2 separate regions of the Homo sapiens genome follow, and region 2 is linked to region 1. A link is a loop called in an ENCODE intact Hi-C map of the cell type or tissue named here. Cell type or tissue: adrenal gland. All regions are shown on one strand. Each heading gives the region's core, and the rest is flanking DNA. Links, peaks and the distances in the headings are about the cores only.

The links. Hi-C counts contacts between places; a loop is a spot of excess contacts. Peaks named below come from ENCODE experiments on the same cell type or tissue, not always from the same donor. Only the 100,000 strongest peaks of a DNase experiment are listed, where the experiment ranks them.
Region 2: a loop joins it to region 1, with 5 times the contacts of the local background. A loop is called at or near these places in 96 of 110 quality-filtered maps.

What each region holds. Positions count from the first base shown.
Region 1 is chr3:36,866,396-36,871,773 of GRCh38, reverse strand. All of the region lies in intron 9 of TRANK1 (tetratricopeptide repeat and ankyrin repeat containing 1), which reads left to right. Among named protein-coding and RNA genes, the nearest start is that of LINC02033, 47 kb to the right of the region's middle. RefSeq lists an enhancer at 2,613-2,672. In adrenal gland, for the core only: a CTCF peak has its summit at 2,723 (motif pointing right); a DNase peak (open chromatin) is centred at 2,713.
Region 2 is chr3:36,734,814-36,740,191 of GRCh38, reverse strand. DCLK3 (doublecortin like kinase 3) reads left to right here. Exons shown (of 5, transcript NM_001394672.2): 2 at 1,108-2,984. Among named protein-coding and RNA genes, the nearest start is that of DCLK3, 27 kb to the left of the region's middle. In adrenal gland, for the core only: no CTCF peak of the experiment used is centred there; no DNase peak of the experiment used is centred there.

The DNA of each region.
Region 1 (5,378 bases), core at 208-5,207:
TGTTTTAATTTTTATTTATTTATTTTAAAGATGTCATTTCTATGAGACTGTGAGAACAAGGAGAGAGGGGTAGAGCCCTCTTTTTATTTTTTTCCTTTTCATGGGTGTTCTTTTAAAGCTTTGACATATGATGTTTAGTTTTTAAATGACCTCATGTTTTTAGGAATACTAATTTCTTCGTGAGGTTGTATAATGAGTAGGTCATTGTGGAATGCTTTTTGAGAGCTTGTGCATATCATCTCAGTTTCAGAATGGTTTCCATGATTTGAGAAACTCCAAGTAGCCAAACAGGTCAGTGAATTTTCAGGCTTTAAAATAATGGCAAAAGAAGAACCACTGGTTAGTGGTAGAGAATGGCTGACTTGTTTGATATATATATTTTTAAGAGACGGGGTTTCACTCTTGTCACCCAGGCTGGAGTGCAGTGGCACGATCTTGGCTCACTGCAACCTCCGCCTCCCCGGTTCAAGCGTTTCTCCTGCCTCAGCCTCCTGAGTAGCTGGGATTACAGGCGTGCACCACCACACCCAGCTAATTTTTGTATTATTAGTAGGGACGGGGTTTCAGCGTGTTGGCCAGGCTGGTCTTGATCTGCTGACCTCAGGTGATCGCCCACCTTCGCCTCCCAAAGTGCTGGGATTACAGATGTGAGCCACTGCACTCAGCCTGCAAATTTTATATTTTATTAATTTTAATCTCAGTTCTTAGAATACTGTGCATGTTCTATTTAGTGTTAAAGTCTTTGGCCTAAGTCATTCATGTTGGTTTAGTTTTTAAGGTTTTAGGTTTTTTTTTTTTTTTTTTTTTTTTTAGTTTCCTTGTATAATACAATCCTTGAATATCTGTTAATCCTAAAAATGCCTTGTCTTCTGAGGCAAGGTTCTTGCTCTCGCTTCTCTTCTCTTTCCTTCACCAGTTAAATGTGACCTGGGTTTGGAACCAAGAGAAGAGACTCAGTAGAATCTCAGTGTGTCCCCTTTTCACTCATTAGAATTCACCTGTACTTGCTTGGCAGAAAAGCATGCATGAGAGGACTGTGCATCGTTCCAAGCTTGCCATTTGGCTTACCAGGTAGCCTGTGATGGTAGTGGATGCAGTCAAGCCTAAAGCCTTCCGTACTCAATGGTAAACTTGTTGGACGTTTGATTTCTGTAAAGTTTTCCAGGCCACTGGTCACAAAGATTTTCTTGCCATGCTAGAGGAATATTGAAAGACTATAGAGAAACATGAGTGAAAGGAACTAGTAAAAAAAAATCTGTAAAGAGGAGAAGTTAATCAGGAAGGGCTGGCAAGGTGGAGTTGTATATTTCCCAAAGTATTCTAGGCAGTGGAACTCTCTCTCTCTCTCTCTCTTTTTTTTTTTTTTGAAACAGAGTTTTGCCCTTGTTGCCGAGGCTGGAGTGCAATGGCAGAATCTCTGCTCACTGCAACCTCCATCTCCCGGGTCCAAGCGATTCTCCTGCCTCAGCCTCCCACGTAGCTGGGATTACAGGCATGCATCACCATGCCCGGCTAATTTTGTATTTTTTGTAGAGATGGGGTTTCACTCTGTTGGTCAGACTGGTCTTCAAATCCTGACCTCAGGTGATCCACTCCCTTCAGCCTCCTAAAGTGCTGTGATTATAGGCGTGAGCCACCACTCCTGGCGCAGCAGTAGAACTTGTGGAAAAGCCTAAATAAAGCCTATGTGAACTCTATAGGTGATGATCTTTGAATGAAATTATATATTGAATATCACTGTTCCTTTATACATCCAGAGAGTTGTATAGAGTTACATGCATACATTTTGTTTCTAAGATTTTACTGATGGCACAAAGTTTAAAACCTAAGGTGGGGCTGGGGGATCTTTCTAGACTAGGTCCATGAAGTATAATTTTCCTAGATGATGGAAATGTCCTACACCTATTCTGTCTGATATGATAGCCACTCGTCACATGTGACTGTTGAGCAGTTGAAATGTGTGTGGCTCATGCATCTGAAGAACCAGAAATTTCATTTTATTTAATTAACTGTAATTTTATGTAAGTTAGTGGCCATGTATGGGATAATGTAGCTTTAGACTTTAGCTCCCAGAAGGTGTTTCTATCCAGAAAGTAGTTGAAGAGACTGGGAGAATCAAAGGAGGAGGCCCAGGGCCATGGGAATGAAGGAGGATCTACTTTGTTTTTATGGACCTTAATCCTTCCCCATCCTAATCCATTAAAGGGACAGATGGAAGCATTGTCTTTAGGAAGAGCTGCCGCTAGGGAGCTGTATCTGTGCCTAACATTTGTTTTTTGCATCTATGGTCCTGAGCACAATAACATTAGGATTTGAGTTGTTTTACATCCAGATGAATGAACATTCCAATTTACAGACCATGATGAAAGATACTTTCTCCCTTGACTCTTCCTCAAGTTTGCTGTACCCCATTTTGCTGATAACAGTGGTCCTTATCTCTTAGGATGGGGCTGCTTTTGGCATCTAGGTGAGAAATAAAGGGTCTTGCTAAAGATTTCTGCTGTTCTCTAAACCAGTGTTTCTCCATCTTAACATGTACATGAATTATTTGGGAGCCTGCTAAAATGCATGTTTTGATTCAGCAGGTTCAGGGCAGGACCTGAGATTCTGTATTTCTCACTAGCTGCCAGGGCAAGCCAGGGACCACTTTGAGGAGCAAGGCTTTAGTCCTAAATAGTCAAGATTACAGAATGGTCTTTATCCAGTTTTCATAGCCACCACCAGATGGCAGCATGTCCACTTTCTCTACCTGATGTTGCTGCTCAGCTCTTTCCTTGGGACCAAGAAGCGCAAGATTGGAGCCTTTGTTTTTCTCACAGTTGTTTGTGATCTTCTCTCTGATTTACTAGTTCTTGGCCTTTTCGAGTCAGCTTACATCAGGCCTCTGAATCCTTATCTTTCTGGTCCTCCAGTGGGGAGCCAGCTGCTTTCTGCTGTGCTCAGCACCAGGACAGTGCCTGTTTTCAGTATATGCAGGCATAGGGTATTGACTTAAAGGATGTCTGTCATACTTCTTCCTTTTTATAAAACCAATCTTTTTATATACTTAGAAAATTTATGAAATGTAGAAAAGAAACTATTAATTATCTGTAATTGTACCTGCCAGAAAAAAATTAATGTGTTTGTGATTTGGTCATTTAGTCTTATTCCATGCATTTTTAGTTATATATTTATATTTTCTTTTATAAAATGTGATGAGAATGTAAATTTAAATTGATAAAAATGTATGTAATAAAACCTAACACTTTTGCTTTTTAAACCTTATAAAAAGATTTTGGACAAAAATGAAATCTCCTTTTGAAATAATTTATTTCTATTTTCTATTACTTCTGACTATGGTTGCAACTTCAGAAGAGCTTTTTAATTTTTAATTTCAAATCTGTGTATATACACAGTAAGTCATCACTTAACATTATTAACAGGTTCTTGGAAACTGACTTTAAGCAAAATGATGTATAACAAAACCAGTTTTACGGTAGGTTAATTGATAACAAACAAGAGTTAAGTTCCTAAGGCATAGTTTTGGTCACAAAAACATCACCAGACTTCTAAATAAAGATCTAATATTAAACATGGAAATAAATGTGAGCTATATATACATTTAAGAAAGGTTAATAAAAACAAGTAAGATAATTATTTACCGAGTTATTCCAGTTCAGTGTTGAAGGTGGCCAGTTTATTCCGGCAGCTTAGGGAGCCAAGTGGGAGCCAGCCCTCCACAGGATTCCATTCAATTGCAGGGCTCACTCACACACATCCGCACTCACTCAGACTGGGACAACTGAGACATGTGAGTTCACCTATCGTACACATCTTTGGGGTGTGGGAGGAAACCTGAGTACTTAGAGAAAATCCATGCAAAGATGGGAAGAACGTGCAAACTCCACACAGTGTCCCCGGTGGGGACCAAATTTGTTTTCTCATCGATGTTATAATGAAATTCTGTTGAAAGGAATGTTATTTGAGGACCTGCTATATTTGCTAAATGTGATCATTGTTGAAAATTTGTAAAAGTATAGTTTTATATAAAAGCAAATTTATTGTAATTGCATGTTAGCACATTTTTATTCAGTCTTTTGTTGTTCAGTACTTACGTAGTCATCTTTTAAAAAACTCTTGATTATAATGCATAAGCAACTTTGTTTCCTGATGTTTCTTTTGACTCTTTAAGCTTATAGGAAATTTAGAAACAAAATCAGAAAAGATCAGTGAAGTAAACAAGTCACCCACAGCCCTCCTGCCAAGGGATACCATTTGTCAGTATTTAGCAACTTTCCATCTGTATCATTCTCTGATTTCTTTCCTGATGTTTGAATCTTTCGCTCATCTATAACTGCCTTCTTAACAAGTCTGAACCATGTAATCATGTATTTATTATGCAGCTGCATCTAATTGTGTCTTTTGTTGAGCTTAGTATGTTTCTGTTCATTTTCATGTGAGTTTTTTACTAAACTTACTTTCCTGGGGGAAGAATGATGTTTTTGCAAAGATTCTATCAGGCAGACAAGCAGCAAGTTTCCATCAGCTTGATAGTGAAGGAAGTTTCTCTTTTACCAAAGGTCCTATTTTTTTTTTTGTACTGTGAGTTTTCATCCTTTTTTGTTTGTCTTCATAGGTATTTTAGGATGAAGATGGGAGGGGAAAGTCCAGGGATGCTAGCCAGATATTGCTTTACTACACATAATTTCAGTCTCAGTGAGCTTCCAGCCAGGGTGATGTGGGTCTTTCTTTGCCAAATGATTATCATTTTCTGTTCTCTGGAGGATGATGCTATAGTGGATCTTCCTTCTGCCTGGCACCTGAACGTCTCTTGATTAGAGTGGGCAATGAGTGTTTGCCCCGGAAGTGGATGTGTGTATGTTTCTGGTGTTCTGGCTTGATTTATTGAAGTGTGATTTAGATGTGTGTCAGAAGGGGTGGCAGATGTTGGAGAGCTCTGTCTGGATTCCCCTGGATCCCTTTCACCATTTCTGAGTACCCCCTGACATTGGTGTGTGTGCAGTTTGAAAAGTCAGCACCCAAGGCTTGTTTTCAAGGGAGTGTCTTTGGACTTATAGCGGCTGTTTTGCTCTTGCTTCTTTTTAAACCAGAAATGTCTGGGAATTTATATTGTCCAAAGGCAGCCTGCAGCTAGTGACTGATAGATGCGAGAATATGAAAGCTCATTTCCTTTGCCTTGCACAGGGACCACTCTGAAGTGTGACTCACACTCCAGAGCCTTCCTGTGGGATCAGGCTGAGACCACCCTCTGTGGGACTTTGCCTGAGTGCATACCTGGGTTTGGCTTCCCCTCTCACCCTTACTCTGCTTCCCCCACTCACCTACTGGTCTTCCTCCTTAATAAACTACTTGTGGACAAATCTGGTGTCTGCTGCCAG
Region 2 (5,378 bases), core at 330-5,329, 130 kb after region 1:
TTCACAAAAACCCTGGGAGGGAGGTGTAGCATTCTTACTTTATAAATGAAAAAAAAAAAAAAAAAAAAAGAAATGCAAATAATTTGTCCAGGTTCACACAAGCAGTCCATGGCCATGCCAGGATTTAAATCCAGATCTGTCTCAAATCCTGTGACCATAACCTCTTCGCATACTGCTCCACCTTGAGTGAGTTCAAAGTCAAGCTGAAAAAAAATGTTCTTGGCAAAGAGATGGGTAAGATTGGGTTTTTCAAAATTCTGGAATGTTCCTGCCTCTTGTTGGTGTTTCATGGGCAGCAAACCTGGCCCTTCAAAGTTCTAGAATGTTCCTGACTCTTGTTGGTGTTTCATGGGCAGCAAAACTGGCCCTTTTTATCTCAGCTGTAGATCCTTGAAGGTCAGTTCACTTTGGGGTAGCTGGAGTTGTGTTTACAGAGTCAGGCCTCACCGTGAGAGGGCTCCTGTATTAGTCCCTTTTCATGCTGCTTATAGAGACATACCTGAGACTGGGCAATTTGCAGAGAAAGGTTTTCTTGGACTTACAGTTAGTTCCACGTGGCTGGGGAAGCCTCACAATCATGGCGGAAGGCAAGGAAGGGCAAGTCCCATCTTACATGGATGGCAGCAGGCAAAGAGAGAATGAGGAAGATGCAAAAGCGGAAACCCCTGATGTAACCATCAGATCTTATGAGATTTATTCACTACCATGGAACAGTATGGGGGAAACTGCCCCCATGATTCAATTATCTCCCACTAGGTTTCTCCCACAATACATGGGAATTATGGGAGTACAATTCAAGATGAGATTTGGGTGGGGACACAGAGCCAAACTGTATCAGCTCCTGAGGTGTGGCCCATCCTGGGGGCCCCTGTGAGGCCTACAGGAATCACTGCAAGCCCAATGCTTACTCTGTTCTGCACTCCTGGTGTAGAGGAGACTGGGAATTAGACCTAAGTATAAAGGCTCTGTCATTTCTAACAGACTCTCAGGAACCACACTTATAAACTGTAATGCTAGAGTCAGTCATCTTTAGTAAAGTTTTGGTGAAGGCTGAGGGCTCTCTGAACCCATCTTAACTAATACTCTGTTGTCCTTTTCTTGTTGCAGGACAGCAAGGCCTATGTGACCATTCTCTAAAATATTTAAGCTCGAGAATCACAGAGCGGAAGCTGCAAGGCTCCTGGCTGCCTGCCAGCCGAGGGAATCTGGAGAAACCATTCCTGGGGCCGCGTGGCCCCGTCGTGCCCTTGTTCTGCCCTCGGAATGGCCTTCACTCAGCACATCCTGAGAACAGCCCTCTGAAGCCCAGGGTCGTGACCGTAGTGAAGCTGGGTGGGCAGCGCCCCCGAAAGATCACTCTGCTCCTCAACAGGCGATCAGTGCAGACGTTCGAGCAGCTCTTAGCTGACATCTCAGAAGCCTTGGGCTCTCCCAGATGGAAGAATGACCGTGTGAGGAAACTGTTTAACCTCAAGGGCAGGGAAATCAGGAGCGTCTCTGATTTCTTCAGGGAAGGGGATGCTTTCATAGCTATGGGCAAAGAACCACTGACACTGAAGAGCATTCAGGTGGCTGTAGAAGAACTGTACCCCAACAAAGCCCGGGCCCTGACACTGGCCCAGCACAGCCGTGCCCCTTCTCCAAGGCTGAGGAGCAGGCTGTTTAGCAAGGCTCTGAAAGGAGACCACCGCTGTGGGGAGACCGAGACCCCCAAGAGCTGCAGCGAAGTTGCAGGATGCAAGGCAGCCATGAGGCACCAGGGGAAGATCCCCGAGGAGCTTTCACTAGATGACAGAGCGAGGACCCAGAAGAAGTGGGGGAGGGGGAAATGGGAGCCAGAACCCAGTAGCAAGCCCCCCAGGGAAGCCACTCTGGAAGAGAGGCACGCAAGGGGAGAGAAGCATCTTGGGGTGGAGATTGAAAAGACCTCGGGTGAAATTATCAGATGCGAGAAGTGCAAGAGAGAGAGGGAGCTCCAGCAGAGCCTGGAGCGTGAGAGGCTTTCTCTGGGGACCAGTGAGCTGGATATGGGGAAGGGCCCAATGTATGATGTGGAGAAGCTGGTGAGGACCAGAAGCTGCAGGAGGTCTCCCGAGGCAAATCCTGCAAGTGGGGAGGAAGGGTGGAAGGGTGACAGCCACAGGAGCAGCCCCAGGAATCCCACTCAAGAGCTGAGGAGACCCAGCAAGAGCATGGACAAGAAAGAGGACAGAGGCCCAGAGGATCAAGAAAGCCATGCTCAGGGAGCAGCCAAGGCCAAGAAGGACCTTGTGGAAGTTCTTCCTGTCACAGAGGAGGGGCTGAGGGAGGTGAAGAAGGACACCAGGCCCATGAGCAGGAGCAAACATGGTGGCTGGCTCCTGAGAGAGCACCAGGCGGGCTTTGAGAAGCTCCGCAGGACCCGAGGAGAAGAGAAGGAGGCAGAGAAGGAGAAAAAGCCATGTATGTCTGGAGGCAGAAGGATGACTCTCAGAGATGACCAACCTGCAAAGCTAGAAAAGGAGCCCAAGACGAGGCCAGAAGAGAACAAGCCAGAGCGGCCCAGCGGTCGGAAGCCACGGCCCATGGGCATCATTGCCGCCAATGTGGAAAAGCATTATGAGACTGGCCGGGTCATTGGGGATGGGAACTTTGCTGTCGTGAAGGAGTGCAGACACCGCGAGACCAGGCAGGCCTATGCGATGAAGATCATTGACAAGTCCAGACTCAAGGGCAAGGAGGACATGGTGGACAGTGAGATCTTGATCATCCAGAGCCTCTCTCACCCCAACATCGTGAAATTGCATGAAGTCTACGAAACAGACATGGAAATCTACCTGATCCTGGAGTACGTGCAGGGAGGAGACCTTTTTGACGCCATCATAGAAAGTGTGAAGTTCCCGGAGCCCGATGCTGCCCTCATGATCATGGACTTATGCAAAGCCCTCGTCCACATGCACGACAAGAGCATTGTCCACCGGGACCTCAAGCCGGAAAACCTTTTGGTAAGCCTTGACTTTTGATGATATGGGAGAGGGTGTTTTTAGAATATGGGATAAAATTGATATTAATTGTTTTATACTCTGTCACCTTTACACACTAGAATTTTACTTTTATGTTATTATAACATACTTGTTCCAGTATTTAAAACTATGGTTATAGGTCATAAGTTGCTGAGATAAATTAGTTTTGATTAACTTACAGAAAAAGAAACCTTCCAATTTAAATAAAATGGAAAATGTCTCTTCATCTCTGGGAGAAAAATGCTTTTGTCTTGATAGTGACTACGTGGACTTAATTTCTTGGCACTTAGGTACTGGGATGCCTACTGATGGCAGCTTCCCCTCGAGGCTTTGTGTGCATCATCCACCCTCCCACTGAGATGCCACTTTGGTCTTTTTGAAGATAATGCTTTGCTAAGCAGCTCAAAAGGTGAAAAGGTGCAGCACTGTAAGGGTCTGTGTAAGGAGTGCCGATGAGGCTGGCTCTGTGGTCAGATAACTTGGGTTTGAATCCTGGCTTTCTTAGTTGCTTGCTCTTAGATAAGTCCTTTATCTTGCTGGACCTTAGTTTCATCATTTTGTAAAAGAGAGATGGTAATGGTGCCTGTTTTGGAAGGATGCCTGCAGTTTGAGTATGGGAAAAAGAAAAGCAACCCTTGACAGCTGGGAGCTGGCCTGACACCCTTATCTCAGCTATGCCATTCTTCTGTTGAGCATAAGCAATTTCACAGATCACAACATCAGATAAGGCCACTCTGACCATAATGGATCAAGACAAAAGCAAAACCCCTTTATACTGATGTCCAAATGCAGATAAAAATAAGAATATTGTCCAAACCACATATAAGGTCACATGTCCCCTTTGTGGCTGCTGTGAGTGACTGACTGCGTTGCTTCATCCTTCCTACCTTCATGTAAGAATTATTAAGATACCTGATTATAGAATTACCCCCACGTGCTGACACTATCCAGCCCAGAGCAAAACCCTGCTTTCATGAATCCTCCCCCAAAATCATCTAACACAGCCCACATATTATCATGAGTCCTTTAAACACTCTCTTACTTTGATTCCCAGATTCCAACAGTACGTGTTCTCCCTTATGACAATGAGTCGGTAAACTTAGTGTGTTTGAGTACAAGTGTGTGCCAGGAGGTCTTTGTCAGGATGACACTGTCACCCTCTGGCACGTTCACCCACTTTCTTCTTTATCGCCCCAATCACCACTTGATAGAGTCTATATTTGCCTTTCTGTCTCCCTCCTCTTATTGGAGAGAAAGTTCCATGACAGCATGGACTTTGTTTCATTCAGATTGTGCTCCCAAACCTAGAACAGTTCTGTCACTTGGTCGACATTTAATACATGTGAGTTGTATGAATGCCTAAAGGCCATACCATGCTGCCTGGGAAACAGCAAGAACTCCATCAGTGGCAGAGACTATCACTATTATTACATTAAAAACAACCCTGATATCAAGGTGAGTATCATGAGTAAGCATTCAAAGTCACATCATTGCAGACAAAGCAATAGTGAATGAGCACAGTGATTTTGATGGGCCATATTTTGGCAGGAAGCTGGGAAGGTGGGGGAAGGGATTTACACTGTTTTCTTTAATTTCCATGGCTGTAAACTCAGCCTGGGGACACCATCCCAGTTGCATTTGCCTGTCTGTAAACTGGTCTCACAAGCAGGTGAAACACTGAGTGAGTCAAGCTAATTATCCAGTGAAATGAGGTCTACATTGACCACTAAGTCGAGCAACCTTGTTTTTGTGTTTTTGTCCTAACTCATAGAATTACAGAAGCAGTTTGACTGGTTGGATGAGGGGTCTGAATTACCATCAAATAACTCTCTTTGAACAATTTCATTTTTTGCATTAGCTGGATGTCTTTTTCCTTTCTCTACTCGCTTTTTGATTCTTCCCGTCTTTTGGGTCTGAGCCCAGATGTCTTCCATGTGCAATGTACTGTACACTCTTTATTATGGACACTTTGCAATTGCAACAGAGCAGTGTTCTTTAACAACTCTCTGCTTCTTTCACCGAATTGTCTAAGCAGGAGAGATCCCTTTCGAGGCCTGAGGAGGTCCCACGAGCTGAACATTTCAGTCATGTGCCTACTATAGCATTAAAACAGTTATACAAGTTCTCAGCTATGTGGAATGAGATGATTTTCTTTTGGAGACAGTTAGCTTAGTTTGCATTTTCTAACAAGATCCTGGAACCAGTTGGTTGAGTCCACCCATCTCTTGGGCAATAGAAGCTCTCATTTGTGTGAAGGGATTTATCAGTTATTTTTGAGATGGAGAAAGTCAGCACTGTTATAGATCACATGGAGGGTGGTTTGAGGAAGTAGGAAAACAGCAAGGAATATGTTTAATATGGACAAGCTACTTGCCT